Linked DNA regions of Homo sapiens: region 2 is linked to region 1. The links are chromatin loops, found by intact Hi-C in ENCODE. Cell type or tissue: adrenal gland. All regions are shown on one strand. Region 1 has its middle 11 kb from the start of LINC01836. Region 2 holds the start of GRIN3B (glutamate ionotropic receptor NMDA type subunit 3B).

Region 1 (8,000 bases):
CACACTGCTGGCTGCCCTTCCAGCACTCACTGACCCCAGGGAAGGCTTGGGAGGCCCCAGAAGTGGATCCCGGGGAGGGGACTTGGGCAGCCCCCAGCTCAGGCCACCAGCATGGTCTGGGGGAGTGTCTGTAGGGGTACAGTCCTCACTCTGGACTGCTCCGCCACATGCATGAGTCACCTGTCCAGGCAGCACCCAGAGTGGACAAAACATAAACCATGGCCTCCCCATCTCCAGCACCATCTGTCTGGCTTAGCAGGAAACAGGGTTTGCAACCTCAAATTGAGGGTTCCAGGCCAAACCCTCAGATTTGCTCAGAAATATCCTAACATGGGCCGGGCGCGGTGGCTCACGCCTGTAATCCCAGCACTTTAGGGGACCAAGGCGGGCGGATCATGAGGTCAGGAGATCAAGACCATCCTGGGTAACACGGTGAAACCCCGTCTCTACTAAAAATACAAAAAATTAGCTGGGCGTGGTGGTGGGCACCTGTAATTCCAGCTACTTGGGAGGCTGAGGCAGGAGATGGCATGAACCTGGGAGGCGGAGCTTGTAGTGAGCCGAGATGGCTCCGCTGCACTCCAGCCTGGGTGACAGAGCGAGACTCTCAAAAAAAAAAAAAAAGAAAAGAAAAGAAAAGAAAAAAAGAAATATCCTAACATGGCCAGGCACAGTGGCTCATGCCTGTAATCCCAGAACTTTGGGATGCCAAGGCAGGCGGATCTCGAAGTTAGGAGTTCAAGACCAGCCTGGCCAACATGGTGAAACCTGGTCTCTACTAAACATACACAAAATTAGCTGGGCGTGGTGGCACCCACCTGTAATCCCAGCTACTCAGGAGGCCGAGGCAGAAGAGACGCTTGAGCCTGGGAGAGATTGTCCCACTGCATTCTAACCTGGGTGATAGAGTGAGACTCCATCTAAAAAAAAAAAAATTGCATTTTATTTTGAACAAATGAGTTTGTCCAAAGACACCATTAAGAGACTCAAAAGGGGCCAGGCACTGTGGCTCATGCCTGTAATCCCAGCACTTTGGGAGGCCGAGGCGGGTGGATCATGAGGTCAGGAGTTCAAGACCAGCCTGGCCAACATGGTGAAACCCCGTATCTACTAAAAATACAAAAATTAGCCGGGTGTGGTGGCAGGCGCCTCAGAAAAAAAAAAAAAAAAAAAAAAAAAGAAGAAGACTCAAAAGGAAAGTGCCAGACTGGGAGAAGGTACTAGCTAGCAGTGCATAATGTAATCAAGGACTCAGGTCCAGAATATATAAAGAACTCCCACAAATCAACAGGAAAATAAACAAACCAATTTGTTTTTGTTTTTTTTTTTTTTTTTGAGATGGAGTCTCGCTCTGTCACCCAGGCTGGAGTGCAGTGGCAGGATCTCGGCTCACTGCAACCTCTGCCTCCCAGGTTCAAGCGATTCCCCTGCCTCAGCCTCCTGAGTAGCTGGGATTACAGGCGCCCGTCACCATGCCCAGCTAATTTTTTGTATTTTAGTAGAGACGAGGTTTCACCATGTTGGTCAGGATGGTCTCAATCTCCTGACCTTGTGATCCGCCTGCCTTGGCCTCCCAAAGTGTTGGGATTACAGGCATGAGCCACTGCGCCCTTATTTTTTATTTTGTTTTGAGATGGAGTTTTGCTCTTATTGCTGAGGCTGGAGTGAAGTGGTACAATCTTGGCTCACTGCAACCTCCGCCTCCCGGGTTCAAGCGATTCTCCTGCCTCAGCCTCCCGAGTAGCTGGGACTACAGGCATGTGCCATGGCACCCGGCCCTAATTTTTGTATTTTTAGTAGAGACAAGGTTTCACCATGTTGGCCAGGCTGGTCTCAAACTGCTCACCTCAGGTGATCTGCCTGCCTTGGCCTCCCAAAGTGCTGGGATTACAGGCCTGAGCCACCTGTGAATTTATTGAGGGTGTTGGGAAATACCAGCCACAGAGGAGGATGCCTTGGTCACCTACTCAGGCCAGGATCACCCACCCCCTCTCCGGTGAGAGGCTGAGCACAGAGAGGTGGAGAAACTCACCCATAGCACCGAGGCCATCAGGGGACAGCCTGAGCTCTAACCTGCATCCAGGGGCCCTGGAGCTGGTCTCTCCCTGGCAGATCCCCAGAGCCGGCGCTATGCTTTAGGAGCCAGGAGCCAGTCCTCAAGCTCTTCAGGACTGTCCGGCCCCCAGCTGGCCATGCCTCGCTGCTCCTCACGGGCTGCCGGGCAGGAAACCAGAGCTCTGTTCTCGGATAGGGCAGGAGGCTGAGGCCAGGTGGGTGGGGCACCCAGCCCCTCACTCCCAGGCAGCCCCCTTCTCCATCCCTCTATCCCGCCAGCATTTGCTCCACACCTGCCCCGTGCGGGACTGGGGCTGGGCACAGCCTCTGGTGGCCTCATTTGGCTTGGGGTTGGTGTCCTGGGGACCCTGACTGGGGGGCCCTCCTGCTTGCCTGCACAGCCGGAAGTCTGAATCTAGGCCCCACGGGCCCCTTCTCTGGTTGAGACTCCATCAGCTGCGCAATCCAGTTTCCTCAGGCGGCTCCCTCTGGGCCTCAGTTTGCTGGTCTGTGAAATGGGAATAATAAACATTTTTTGCTGGGTGCAGTGACTCACACCTGTAATCCCAGCACTTTGGGAGGGTGAGGCGGGCAGATCACCTGCAGTCAGGAGTTCGAGACCACCCTGGCCAACATGGCGAAACTCTGTCTCTACTAAAAATACAAAATTAGCCGGGTGTGGTGGCATGTGCCTGTAATCCCAGCTACTCAGGAGGCTGAAGCAGGAGAATTGCTTGAACCCAGGAGGTGGAGGTTGCAGTGAGCCGAGATCTCACCACTGCACTCTAGCCTGTGCGACAGAGCAAGACTCCATTTCAAAAAAAAAAAAAAAATGAGCCCATGATTTTGTTCTCTCCCCTGGTCACCCTAAGTAGAGATGGAGTCTCTCTACGTTGGCCAGGCTAGTCTCCAACTCCTGAGCTCAAGTGAGCCTCCTGCCTCAGCCTCCAGAAGTGCTAGGATCACAGGCATGAGCCACTGAGCCCTGCCCAGCTATTTATTCTGCCATATTTACTGAGCAACAGCTGTGTGATGAGGGGAGCGTTCACCAAAGCCTTGAAAGAAGTGAAGAAATGAACCCAGTGGGTACCTAGGGAAGGGAAACCAGGCAGAGGACATGGCCGTGCAAAGGCCCTGGGGCCGGACCTCACCTGGGGAGGCAAAGGCCCTGGGGCAGGACCCCGCCTGGCAAGTTGGAGGAACAGGGAGGAGGCCCGTGTGGCTGGAGCAGAGGAAGGGGGGAGACAGGGAGGAGGGAGAGTAGAGAGGGGACTGGGCAGAGGAGGGGGAGACAGGGAGGAGGGAGAGGAGAGAGGGGACTGGGCAGAGGGGGAGACAGGGAAGAGGGAGAGGAGAGAGGGGACTGGGCAGAGGAGGAGGGGGAGACAGGGAGGAGGGAGGGGGAGACAGGGAGGAAGGAGAGGAGAGGGGACTGGGCAGAGGAGGAGGGAGAGACAGGGAGGAGGGAGAGGAGAGAGGGGACTGGGCAGAGGAGGAGGGGGAGACAGGGAGGAGGGAGGGGGAGACAGGGAGGAAGGAGAGGAGAGGGGACTGGGCAGAGGAGGAGGGGGAGACAGGGAGGAGGGAGAGGAGAGAGGGGACTGGGTAGAGGAGGAGGGGGAGAAAGGGAGGAGGGAGAGGAGAGAGGGGACTGGGTAGAGGAGGAGGGGGAGATAGGGAGGAGGGAGAGGAGAGAGGGGACTGGGTAGAGGAGGAGGGGGAGATAGGGAGGGAGGAGGGAGAGGAGAGAGGGAGGAGGGAGAGGAGAGAGGGGACTGGGCAGAGGAGGAGGGGGAGACAGGGAGGAGGGAGAGTAGACAGAGGAGGGAGAGGAGAGAGGGGACTGGGCAGAGCCTTGTGGGCTGCACGGAGGACTTGGGCTTCTACCCAGAGGGAAATGGGAGCCATGGAGGGCTGTGGGCAGAGCAGGGACACCCCCAGTCAGCCTCACAGGCGCCCTCTGGCTGCTGTGGAAGAGCCACCGCACTCGGCCACTTCCGGCTAATTTTATTTATTTATTTTTATTTTTATTTTTGAGACGGAGTCTCACTCTGTCGCCCAGGCTGGAGTGCAGTGGCTCGATCTCGGCTCACTGCAAGCTCCGCCTCCTCCCAGGTTCAAGTGATTCTCCTGCCTCAGCCTCCTGAGTAGCTGGGACTACAGGTGCCCCCCACCACACCCGGCTAATTTTTTTGTATTTTTAGTAGAGACAGGGTTTCACCTTGTTAGCCAGGATGGTCTCAATCTCCTGACCTCGTGATCCGAGGGCCTCGGCCTCCCAAAGTGCTGGGATTACAGGTGTGAGCCACCGCGCCCGGCCCTGCGGGCTCTGTTTTCAACCTCTAAATAGTTGGTCAGGGCTGGGCTCGATGGCTCACACCAGTAATCCCAGCACTTTGTGGGGATGAGGCAGGAGGATCACTTGAGGAGTTCAAGACCAGCTTGGGAAACATGGTGAGAACCCCATCTCTACAAATAATTTTTTTTTAGATGGAGTCTCACTCTGTCATCTCTACAAATAATTTTTTTTTTTAGATGGAGTCTTCCTCTGTCACCCAGGCTGGAGTGCAATGGCTCAATCTCAGCTCACTGCAACCTCCACCTCCCAGGTTCAAGCAATTCTCCTGCCTCAGCTTCCTGAGTAGCTGGGATTACAGGTGAACGCCATCACACCCGGCTATTTTTTTTTTTTTTTTTAAGTAGAGACGGGGTTTTGCCACGTTGGCCAGGCTGGTCTTGAACTCCTGACCTCAAGTGATCCACCCGTCTTGGCCTCCCGAAGTGCTGGGATTACAGGCGTGAGCCACCGCGCCCGGCCCTGTCCAGGCTTTCAAGGAGCACTAAGCAAACACCATCCGGTTACGGGAATGAGAAGGTGAGAGTGGCGGCAGGTGCGTTTTCTCCCTGGCGGGGCGAGGGCCGCGGCTGCATCCTTGGTGTTTGCCGCCCTCTGGTGGCAGCGTGCATCGGCTCCTCTCCGGCTCACACCAGAAAGTCACATGGAAGTCATTGTCTGGTGACAATTCGTTAATTTACTTGGTCAGAACCAACATTCATTCTTTTTTTTTTTTTTTTTTTTTTTTGAGACGGAGTCTCGCTCTGTCGCCCAGGCTGGAGTGCAGTGGCGCGATCTCGGCTCACTGCAAGCTCCACCTCCTGGGTTCACCCCACTCTCCTGCGTCAGCCTCCCGAGTAGCTGGGATTACAGGCGCCCACCACCACGCCCGGCTAATTGTTTGTATTTTTAGTAGAGACGGAGTTTCACCATGTTAGCCAGGATGGTCTTGATCTCCTGACCTCGTGATCCGCCCGCCTCGGCCTCCCAGAGTGCTGGGATTACAGGCGTGAGCCACCGCACCTGGCCTCAACATTCATTCTTATTCCTCACTGATTTTCACCAGGTGCCCGGTGACCCTCATGACGTCCCCCAGGGCAGGGATGTCAATGTGGCGACTTCACTTACAGATAAGGACACTGAGGCTGGGAGAGGGGTAGGCCTTGCCCAGGGTCCCTCAGGGGCATGTGGCAGAGCTGGGAATCTGTCCTGGGCTTGGAGCCTGAGCTCCCAACACCGAAGGAACCTGAGGATGCTGTGTGGCACCTGGAACCAGCTGAGCCTGAAGCTGGCCCTACATTGATGTTTCAGTTACGGGAACCCATAAAGCCTAGTTTTGCCAAAGTCAGTCTGAGTTATGTTTGCTTGTGTCCTCTCCTAAATCTCTTTATTTTATTTATTTATTTATTTATTTATTTTTGAGACGAAGTCTTGCTCTGTTGCCCAGGCCGGAGTGTAGTGGCGCGATCTCAGCTCACTGCAACCTCCATCTCCCGGGTTTAAGTGATTCTCGTGTCTCAGCCTCCTGAGTAGCTGGGACTAGGCACGCGCTACCACGCCTGGCTAATTTTTTTTATTTTTATTTATTTTTTATTTATTTATTTTTATTTTTTGAGATGGAGTCTCGCTCTTGTTGCCCAGCCTGGAGTGCAATGGTGCGATCTCGGCTTACCACGATCTTTGCCTCCTGGGTTCAAGTGATTCTCCTGCCTCAGCCTCCCGAGTAGCTGGGATTACAGACACCTGCCACCACGCCCAGCTAATTTTTTGTATTTCCTAGAGACAGGGTTTCACCATGTTGGTCACGCTGGTCTCAAACTCCTGACCTCAGGTGATCCACCTCCTGCCTCAGCTTCCCAAAATGCCAGGATTACAGGCATGAGCTACCATGCCTGGCCCCTGCAGGGTTAATTAAAATGGAGTTGAGGCCAGGTGCAGTGTCTCACGCCTGTAACCCCAGCACTTTGGGAGGCTGAGGCGGGTGGATCATCTGAGGTCTGGAGTTCCAGACCATCCTGCCCAACATGGAGAAACCCCGTCTCTACTAAAAATACAAAAATTAGCCAGGCGTGGTGGTGGGTGCCTGTAATCCCAGTTACTCCGGGGGTTGAGGCAGGAGAATCGCTTGAACCCAGGAGGCAGAGGTTGTGGTGAGCTGAGATTGCGCCGCTGCACTCCAGCCTGGGCAACAGCGTGAGACTCTGTCTCAAAAAACCAAACAAACAAAAAAGAGAATTCTCCTCCTTTCCCTGGCATATCATGATACACTGAGCCAGGAGGAAACCAGGAAAGAATATGAACTCCCTCCTGCTAGCAGCGAGCGCCAGCGGACAGTTTTGCCCGCCCCAAAGGCCTCTGTGATTGCTGTGATGTCCGCAGACCTTCCAGACACGCTCTCCCGCCCCTGGAAATTTCACTAGGAATTCGTCTAAACCTCTCACAGAGTAACTTCTGGAATGTGTCTGCTCAGCAGGCAGAATTCTGTCTGATTTTCCAAGGGGCTGACTCATTACAGGAATTAAACTAAATCTTTTTTTTTGAGCACAGTCTTGCTCTGTCGCCCAGGCTGGAGTGCCGTGGCGCGATCTTGGCTCACTGCAACCTCCGCCTCTCGGGTTCAAGCGATTCTCCTGCCTCAGCCTCCCGAGTAATTGGGATTACAGGTGCGCACCACTGCGCCCGGCTAATTTTTGTATTTTTAGTAGAGACAGGGTTTCACCACATTGGCCAGGCTGGTCTCGATCTCCTGACCTTGTGATCCGCCCGCCTCGGCCTCCCAAAATGGTGGGATTACAGGTGTGAGTGACTGTGCCCGGCAAACTAAATCTTAAAAAAACAGGACAGAATAGGCCGGGCGAGGTGGCTCACGCCTGTAATCCCAGCACTTTGGGAGGCTGAGGCAAGTGGATCACCTGGAGTCAGGAGTTCGAGACCAGCCTGGCCAATATGGAGAAACCCTGTCTCTACTAAAAGTACAAAATTAGCTGGGTATGGTGGGGGCGTGGGCCTGTAATCCCAGCTACTCGAGAGGCTGAGGCAGGAGAATCACTGGAATTCAGGAGGCAGAGGTTTCGGTGAGCCGAGATCACGCACTCCAGCCTGGGCAAATGGAGCGAAACTTTATCTCAAACAAACAAAAGGACAGAATAATACAAGATGAAAGTGCACATTTTCTTTTTATTTTTAAATTAATTAATTAATTCTTTAGGACGGAGCCTTGTTCTGTCGCCCAGGCCGGAGTGCAGTGGCACAATCTTGGCTCAGTGCAACCTCCACCTCCTGGGTTCAAAGGATTCTCCTGCCTCGGCCTCCCGGGTAGCTGGGATTACAGGCGCCCACCACCACACCTGACTATTTTTTGTATTTTTAGTAGAGACGGGGTTTCACCATGTTGGCCAGGCTGGTCTCAAACTCCTGACCTCAGGTGATCCGCCCGCTTCAGCCTCCCAAAGTGTTGGGATTACAGGTGTGAGCCACTGCATCTGGCTTCTCTTGGTCTTCTGCTGAGTGAGCAAGTCCCCAAGGACTTGGGGACAGATGTGAGGTGGAGCCCTGAGTGATTTGCTGAAGTGACTTCTGGGGTACAGGGGCTACACTGTTGGAGTCTGCG
Region 2 (8,000 bases), 230 kb before region 1:
CCAGGACGCCGCACGGCTGAGGGTGGCCCCCCGCGGACCCCGGCCCCAGCGCCAGCGCCAGGCCCAGCCACAGCGCCCGCACAAACTCCATCGCAAAGTTGTCGGCGTCGCTCGCCACGGGGCGCAACCACCGGGACCACGGCGCGGGTGGAGGGCCCCGGCCAGGTTCCGACGCGCCCTCCGCGCTCCGCCCGGGCGGCCTCCGGGTTCCCAGCAACCGCGCGGGGGGAGTGGGACGTGCCCTGCCCAGGGCGGGATGGGGGGGAAACAGTGCCTCCCAGTGGTTGTTTGAGGCCGGCGGCGGTGACACCTGGCGGGGGCCGGGGACGCCTAACCACTGCCCATCCCTGCTCTGATTCAGGCCACAGATGGAACGGAGGTGCCAGGAAAAGACTGCGCTTTAAAATTGGCCCCGACTTGCCGGGCGCGGTGGTTCACACCTGTCATCCCAGCACTTTGGGAGGCCGAGGCGGGCAGATCACGAAGTCAGGAGTTCGAGACCAGCCTGGCCAACATGGTGAAAGCCCGTCTCTACTAAAAATACAAAAATTAGCCGGGCGTGGTGGCGGGAGCCTGTAATCCCAGCTACTCGGGAGGCTGAGGCAGGAGAATCGCTTGAACCTGGAAGGCGGAGGTTGTAGTGAGCCGAGATCGTGCCACTGCACTCCAGCCTGGGCGACAGAGCGATGCTCCGTCTCAAAAAAAATAAAATAAAATAAGAAAATAAAATTGGCCCGGACGCCCACCCCGTTCCTCTCCAGGATCCCTGACCCCTTCCACCAATGTCGACCATTGCTCAGGCAGGGAAGTTGAGGCCCAGGAAGGGTCTTGCTTGTCTCGCACATCCAGGGAGCTGTCAGTTTCTAACCAGGCCAGCCCAGGGGTGTGTTCTAACATCCAGTGCACCCTGGGGAAACTGAGACAGGCATGTCTGATGGAAACCTATAGAGTAGATCTGCCCTCCAGCAGTGGGCAGGCAACTTGGGCCACAGAACTCCTCTTCACCCTTCAAAACCCAGTCCCAAATGCCCTGCCCTGAAAAACGTTCCCTGCTTGCCACTGAGAAAATGCAGAAAGCACCACTCCCTGCCCCATTTCAGTCCTGCTGCTACCCACCCCCAACCTCCACACATTTCCATAACGGCCTACCATCTTTTTGTTCATTTCCTTCTTATTTAGTGACCATCTCTTCAACTCAGCTCTGGGAGGGTTGGGGTGGGTCTGGTTTGGTTGCTGGCACACAGTAGGCACTCTATAATTGCTTGTGGCTTGAGCAACGGCCCAGACAAGGATGCTTGCTCACATGCCCCTCCTCCAGTGCTCTAGAGCCTTCCATAGCTCCCCGCTGTCTACCAGTCCCCAAGCCTGCCTATGTCCTCTGGGCCTCGGGGGGTGCCTTCTGGGGCCCTGGCATCCCACAGGCGCCTGATAGATGGGGGCGGCTGCATCCGTCTATCCATCTAGCAGAGGACCTCCTCCCTGCCCAGGCATTCCTCATCCTGTCCTCCCGACGGTGTCTCCCCAGATCCCGCGGGGCAGCAGAACAGCCGCTGTGTTGGGAACATTCAGCTCTAATTAATGGATCTACACTCCGGCGATTTTCTCACACACACACACACACACACACACACACACACACACACCCCAAACGTCATCTCCTTTTGGAGCCAGCGTTGGAGAGGTAGGAAAAAAATCCTCCATGAAATGAATAAAATGCCAAGTGCCAGCCAGTAAAATGGATTGGATTTTGAGACGACTGGGGAGGGACGGAGGGAGGGATGGCTCGGTTCCAGGAACCCGCAGGCCACCCCCTCCAGCCCCCTGGCCAGGTGTCCCCGGGGGCAGGACAAGGGGTCCCCTCCCTGGGTCTGCGAGAGGTGCTGGGTCCTGGTGTCCTCAGGGACCACTGGGGCCCCGTCCCTCCCTGGGTTCGGCTCCCTCTGAGGAGCAAGAGTTCCTAGGGGCAGAGACTGTGTCTGCCCTCCGGGAACTCACCCTCGTGCCCTGCCTCAGTTTCCCCATCTGTACACGGGCAACAGTAGGCGTTCCTACTCCCAGCTGCCATGTGGAACAAGTGGCCACGTGGAGGAGACTTTTAAAAAATGTTTTATTGTGGGAAAATAGTCATAACATGAAACCTGCCATCTTGGCCATTTCTAGGTGCACAGCTCAGGCACATTAAGCACACTCCTTGCTATGTAGCCCTTACCACCCTCCTGTCCAGAACTTTCTCATCTTCCCAAACTGAAACTCTGTCCCCAGGGGACACTCACTCCCCGTCCCCTCCCCAGCCCTGACGCCTCCTATCCTCTCCGTCTCTGTGAATCTGACAACTCTAGGGACCTCCTAGGAGTGGAATCAGACAGGACGTGTCCTTTTGTGTCTGGCGTCTCTCACTGAGTGTGATGTCCTCAAGGTGCAACCATGCTCTGGCCTGTGTCTGAGCCTCACTTATTTTATTTTTTTAATTTTGAGACTGCACCTCGCTCTGTTGCCCAGACTGGAGCGCAGTAGTGAGATCATAGCTCACTGCAGCCTCAACCTCCTGGGCTCAAGCGATCCTCCTGCCTTGATTTCCCAAGTAGCGGGGACCACAGGTGCACACCACACCTGGCTAAAATTTATATTTTTTGAAGAGATGGGGTTTTGTAGAGATGTTGCCCAGGCTGGTCTTAAACTCCTGTGCTCAAGCGATTATCCTGCCTCAGCTCCCACAGTGCTGGAATACAGGGTGAGCTACTGCATTGAGCCTTCTCGTTCTTTTACAAGGCTGAATAATATTCCACTGTGCAGAGGACTCGTGTTGTGGTGACCCATCCAACCGCTGATGGACACCTGGTTTCCCCAACTTTTTTTTTTTTTTTTTTTTTTGAGACGGAGTCTTGCTCTGTCACCTGGGCTGGAGTGCAGGGGGGCAATCTCAGCTCACTGCAACCTCCACCGCCCAGGTTCAAGCAATTCTGCCTTAAGCCTCCCAAGTAGCTGGGATTACAGGCACGTGCCACGACACCTGGCTAATTTTTGTATCTTTAGTAGAGATGGGGTTTCACCATGTTGGCCGGGCTGGTCTCCTGACCTCAGGTGGTCTACCGGCCTTGGCCTCCAACAGTGCTGGGATGACAGGCGTGAGCCACGGCGCCTGGCCTTCCCCCACTTTTTGGCTGTGGGGATGGAGCTGTTGTGAGCTTGGTGTGTGGATCATTTCAAAACCCCGCTCCTCATTCCCAAACCCCGCTCCTCATTCCCAAACCCCGCTCCTCATTCCCAAACCCTGCTCCTCATTCCCTTGGGTATATACCCAGAAGTGGACTCGCTGGGTCCAACCTTAACGCTGTTTAATTTTTTAAGAACCTGACAGAATGGCCAGGTGCAGTGGCTCACGCCTGTAATCCCAGCACTTTGGGAGGCTGAGGCGGGTGGATCACCTGAGGTCAGGAGCTCGAGACCAGCCTGGCCAACATGGTGAAACCCCGTCTCTACTAAAAATACAAAAATTAGCCTGATGTGGTGGTGGGCGCCTGTAATCCCAGCTACTTGGGAGGCTGAGGCAGGGGAATGGCATGAACCCGGGAGGCAGAAGTTGCAGTGAACGGAGACCGGGCCACTGCACTCCAGCCTGGGGGAAAGAGTGAGACTCAGTCTCAAAAAAACAAAAACAAAAACAAAAACAAACAAAAAACCTGCCAGACTATTTTCACAGTGGATGCCCCATTTTATGTCCGCACCAGGGCACGGGAAGGCTGTGGCTTCCCCACCTCCTCGCGCATGATGTTTTCTGCTCTCAGCTTTGCTGGCAGCTGTCCCGGCGCCCGCAAGCGCACCTCACTGTGGTCTGCACAGTCAAGCCCCGCCAGCCGCCAGGTCACCTGTGCACACCGGCGTCCCCGCTCGTCAACGCCTTGGCCTCCCCAGTCCCGGCGCCGTCCCTCTGAGAATCTGTGGGGCCTCCGGGGGCGGGGGGTCTGAACGATGACGTCACCACTGTTTCCATCGCACCCAGACCGGCAATTACGACGCAGGGTGGAGCCGCGGTGCCTGAGCACGTCTGGGAGCTCTGGGCCGAGAGGGTGATGACGGTGCGGGAGCGGGCGTGGAGAGGCACCGAGGGGGCTTGTGTCCAAGGACCCAGCGTGCAGGGGCACATGGAGGGAAACGCAGGGAATGAGGCGTGAGCTCCTGCCGCCCCCGCCCAGCTCCCAGCCGACCCGCCGGGGGACGACCCCTTTCTGGAGACAAGAACGTCGAGTCCGACCCGGCCAGGTGTCGCCTGTCTGAGGCCACCGGGCGATTTTCGGGCCCTGCCCCACGGTGAACTCTAACCCTGTTCTGCAGCCTGCGGAGAGGGCAGCCGACCTCAGCCCCGGACGGCCGCGTGGTGCAGGCAGCTGCGAAGTGACCTGGATGTTCGTGCCTGGCTCACCTTGGGCTCTTGCAGCGGCTGGAGCCGAGTCCGGGCCCTGGGAGCCCCAGGCAGCTGTCCCTCTACGGCTCTGCGCACCCTCACCCCGCCCTGGCACCAGCCACAGGGTTGTGCCGATACCCTTGAGTTGGTGGTTGGGGGTCCTGATTGGTGCTGGGAGGGAAATTTGGGAGCCTTTGGGTGGTGATGCGGAGGGGGGCAGGGGTCGTGGGAATGGCTCCAGGGGAACAGTAGGTACAGACCCAGGGAGATCAGCCAACCCCAAGGGACCCCCCAGCTGCCTCACCCCAAATCCGCGTGCTCCCCGCAGGCAGGACCCAGCCTTGCAGGTCAGCAGAGTGAGTGGTTCATGATGGAAAAGGAACAAGCTGGCCGTGCGCCCAGGGGGAAGGGACCCTGGAGTGGTTCTCAGGGCTCGGAGCAGCCGAGGCAGATGTCAGTGCCAGGTGAGGGCCCAGCTGCCCTGATGCAGTGTGGCCAGGCTGCCAGCCGAGAGGACTCAGAGCCCCATAGAGGGGACAAGAACACAAATTAGCCTAAAAGCATGAACTCAGCGCTGGCGGCTGGCTGGACTGCGGTCATTACCACGCCCGCTAAATCACACGGATTTTCTGGATCGTTAGGTAGGACTGTCAGTCGGGAGCAGCTTTCTGGAAGGTTCTGGGCTTCTGGGCTGGGATCCAGGCGCTGGGTGGCAGCGTCCCCAGGGCAGCAGGGCCTGACCTCCCTCAAGCCCTTGATACCCACAAGCACGGCTTGTGGTGTGGCAGGGGTCCAACTCCCTCTGGGGACCGGCTCAGATCGGGACACCACCCCCAGACCTGCTCCTGACCCATCTGACGGTCCCAGCCTGCAGTGGCCACCTTTGCTGGGTGGGGCAAGCCACCTCTGCCTGGGGAGGCCGTGGCACCTTTTGCCCGGAGAACCACCCTGGGTTCACCCTTGGGCGGCTCCAGCTGGGCCCTGGGGAAGCCAGCAGGGGCCCCAAGGCACCCGAGGGATGCACTGGGAGGAGCCTGTGCTCCAAGGCCCCACCCACACCAGCTCCCTCCTCCTGCCTGGTCCTGAGCCCTGCGTTTCCACAGGGACCAGGGACCCCCGAAACCCTCCCTGAGAGCTGGGTCCTGCACCCGGGGAAACCCCTCAACCCTGGCGGCTGGGTCCACCCCCAAACGTCCCCAGGCCCGTCTCTCTACACCAAGCCACCTCCTTCCGGGACCCCACAGGGCTGTCTCCACTCAGACCCCCTGCACAGCAGACCGGAGGGGCCTGGCTTCCCGGTTCCTTCCTCAATCCCACCACCCCGGTCCAGCGCCTTCTCGGGAGGGGGCGGCCATGCAAAGGCCCTCGGGCAACAGAGCAGAGTCAGAACTGCAGGTGCTCGGGGCTCCCTCTTAAAGCCGCCCCCGCGAGGCCTAGGTTGGTTAAGGCCCCCACCTCCGGACAGAGGGTGCCGAGTGGGGCTGGGGTCCCAGCTGGGCCGAGCAGCAGGGGAGCTGTGTTGCACGCAGCACCAGGCCACACCCGGACACAAGGAGGCCGGAGAGGAGGGGCTTTTCATCCTCTTTTGTTAAAAACAGACTAGCACCACTGTGACGCGTGCCACGAGACACCAAGACGGCCCAGTCACAGAGGAAAAACCCGAACACGACACAGAACTGAGGAGAGTCCAGGCCTGGGCTGGTGGGGGCCACACCCGCGGGCCCTGGTTGCTGGGAGGCATGGGGCTCAGGCCTGGGCGCCTCGGGCCGGGGTCTCCGGGCCTCACTTGGCCGGCCGCGTGATGAAGCGCGTGGAGAAGTCGAACAGGTCCCGATTGATCTTGCGCAGGTTGCGCACCTCGTCCTCCAGCTCCGTCACACGGACGCGCAGCTGGTCCTGGCCGCCGAGCACGCTCTGCGGGAGAAGTCGGGGTCAGAGGGCAGAAGTGGCCTGGGGTGTGCTGGAGGGGGGCCACTCACCCCCACTGGCCAGGACTGACCCCAGCCTCAGGCCCCGCCCCTCCCGAGGCCCCGCCCACCTTCTCCATGGTGCTGCACAGGACGGCCTGCAGCTGCTCCGTGCGGTCCAGGTAGCTGGGCTCCGAGCCCTGTAACACAGGGAGCCACGTGACCTCGGGGCGCGTCCTGTCACACACCACACGCTTTGCCCATCCCACCCCCGCCAGCGTGGGCAGCCACTCAGCCAGGGAGGGGCCACCGTGACGCCCACAGACAGAAGGGAAGACTGAGACGGGGGCGTTCACCTCCGTCGAGCCTGCAGATGACAACCCTGACCCTGGCCATGCAGTCATTACCCAGCGCCTCAGATCCTCCACGACTGCGCCCAAGGATGTGGCTGGGGATGGGGGTGCAGATGGCCACACCACAGACAGGGGCCTGGGCCAGACCTGGAAGGACCCGCAAGCCCAGGGAAGGCTCTGGGACACAGGGCCTGGCGAGGGCCTCACAGACAGTGAGCACCTCCAGCCATGGGGAGAGCCTGGCCGGCCCAGCAAGGCCACTGCCCTGTACAGAGGAACCAGTTACATGGAGGGACGTTGCTGGGGGATCAGAGGTCGGGAACCCGCCTCCTGGACGAAGCGCCTTGGGCCCCAGCAGCGCCTGTCTGTGGGACAGGCCAACATTCCAGTGTCAGCTGGATTGGAACAAGGGTCACAGAGGACTAGCAGCCGTCACGGGAGGAAGGGAGCCAGGTGGGGCGGCTAGGGAAAGGTGGCGGCATTACCGGAGGGCATGGCCTGGCCCCCTCCGGAATCCCACTGTGGCCAACTAGGTGGGGTTCTAGGGAGAGCGCTTGGCTGGGCAGGAATCGTGGGAACCGCTGCTGCCCTAGGAGGAGGCAGTGGCCGGGCAGGCGCCCTAGCGTGGAGCTGGCTCTGCCGCTGGAGGCCTGTTTTCACTCCGAAAGTTCCGGCACTTTCTGAACAAAAAGCTCGCCCCTCCTTGCGCCCACGCTGTTAGCAGTCAGTCCAGCCTGTGCTCCTGGCCTCCTTGCAGTCTGAGGGGCCTTGCGGATGCCCAGACGGTGGCGGTCCCCTGCCTGCCCGCCCCAAGCCCACTGGTAGATGTGGGAAAACAGAGTGTCACTCCATGAGGAAGCACGGACAAGGGAGATAACGGCATCTCCTGGTGCAGGGCCTGTCAGGCCATCAGGCTGTCGGGCACCCTCCAGATAAAAAAATCAATCTGTACTCAGGTAAGAAGAGGGCGCGTGGGGAGAAGTGCCAAGCGCCAGAGCCCAGCGAGGGACACAGACAGTGACGTGAGACACCAAGGACGCAGGCAGCTCATCGAAGGTCGGGGAGTGAGGCGGAAACACACTGGGAAGCCTCCCCAGGCCCAAGGAACCCCCAGCCCCCACCCCAGCCCAGCCCAGCCAACCACACTGGCTTCTATGAGGGTCTTGGGGCTGGGGTGGGAAGTGTTCCGGAAGTCACTCTACCCTCAGAAGGTAAGGGAGCCCACCCTAGTACCTGCACAGAGCGGGGGTCGGTGCTGAGCTGCAGGGAGTGAGGGCGTGACTGTGGCCAGGCCGAGAGGCTGCCCCCAGCCCACGTGGGAGCCACCTGCAGCCACCA

The links. Hi-C counts contacts between places; a loop is a spot of excess contacts. Peaks named below come from ENCODE experiments on the same cell type or tissue, not always from the same donor. Only the 100,000 strongest peaks of a DNase experiment are listed, where the experiment ranks them.
Region 2: a loop joins it to region 1, with 2.6 times the contacts of the local background. A loop is called at or near these places in 77 of 110 quality-filtered maps.

Annotation. Positions count from the first base shown.
Region 1 is chr19:767,433-775,432 of GRCh38, reverse strand. No RefSeq gene overlaps it. Among named protein-coding and RNA genes, the nearest start is that of LINC01836, 11 kb to the left of the region's middle. In adrenal gland, CTCF peaks have their summits at 4,025 and 4,977 (motif pointing left); a DNase peak (open chromatin) is centred at 4,972; H3K27ac peaks cover 927 bases.
Region 2 is chr19:992,529-1,000,528 of GRCh38, reverse strand. WDR18 (WD repeat domain 18) reads right to left here. Exons shown (of 10, transcript NM_024100.4): 9 at 6,441-6,509; 10 at 5,972-6,316. The coding sequence ends at 6,185. GRIN3B (glutamate ionotropic receptor NMDA type subunit 3B) reads right to left here and starts at 110. Exons shown (of 9, transcript NM_138690.3): 1 at 1-110. The coding sequence starts at 91. RefSeq lists enhancers at 3,434-4,053, 5,533-6,065, 6,066-6,599. In adrenal gland, no CTCF peak of the experiment used is centred here; DNase peaks (open chromatin) are centred at 306, 4,008, 4,448 and 5,054; H3K27ac peaks cover 226 bases; H3K27me3 peaks cover 3,078 bases.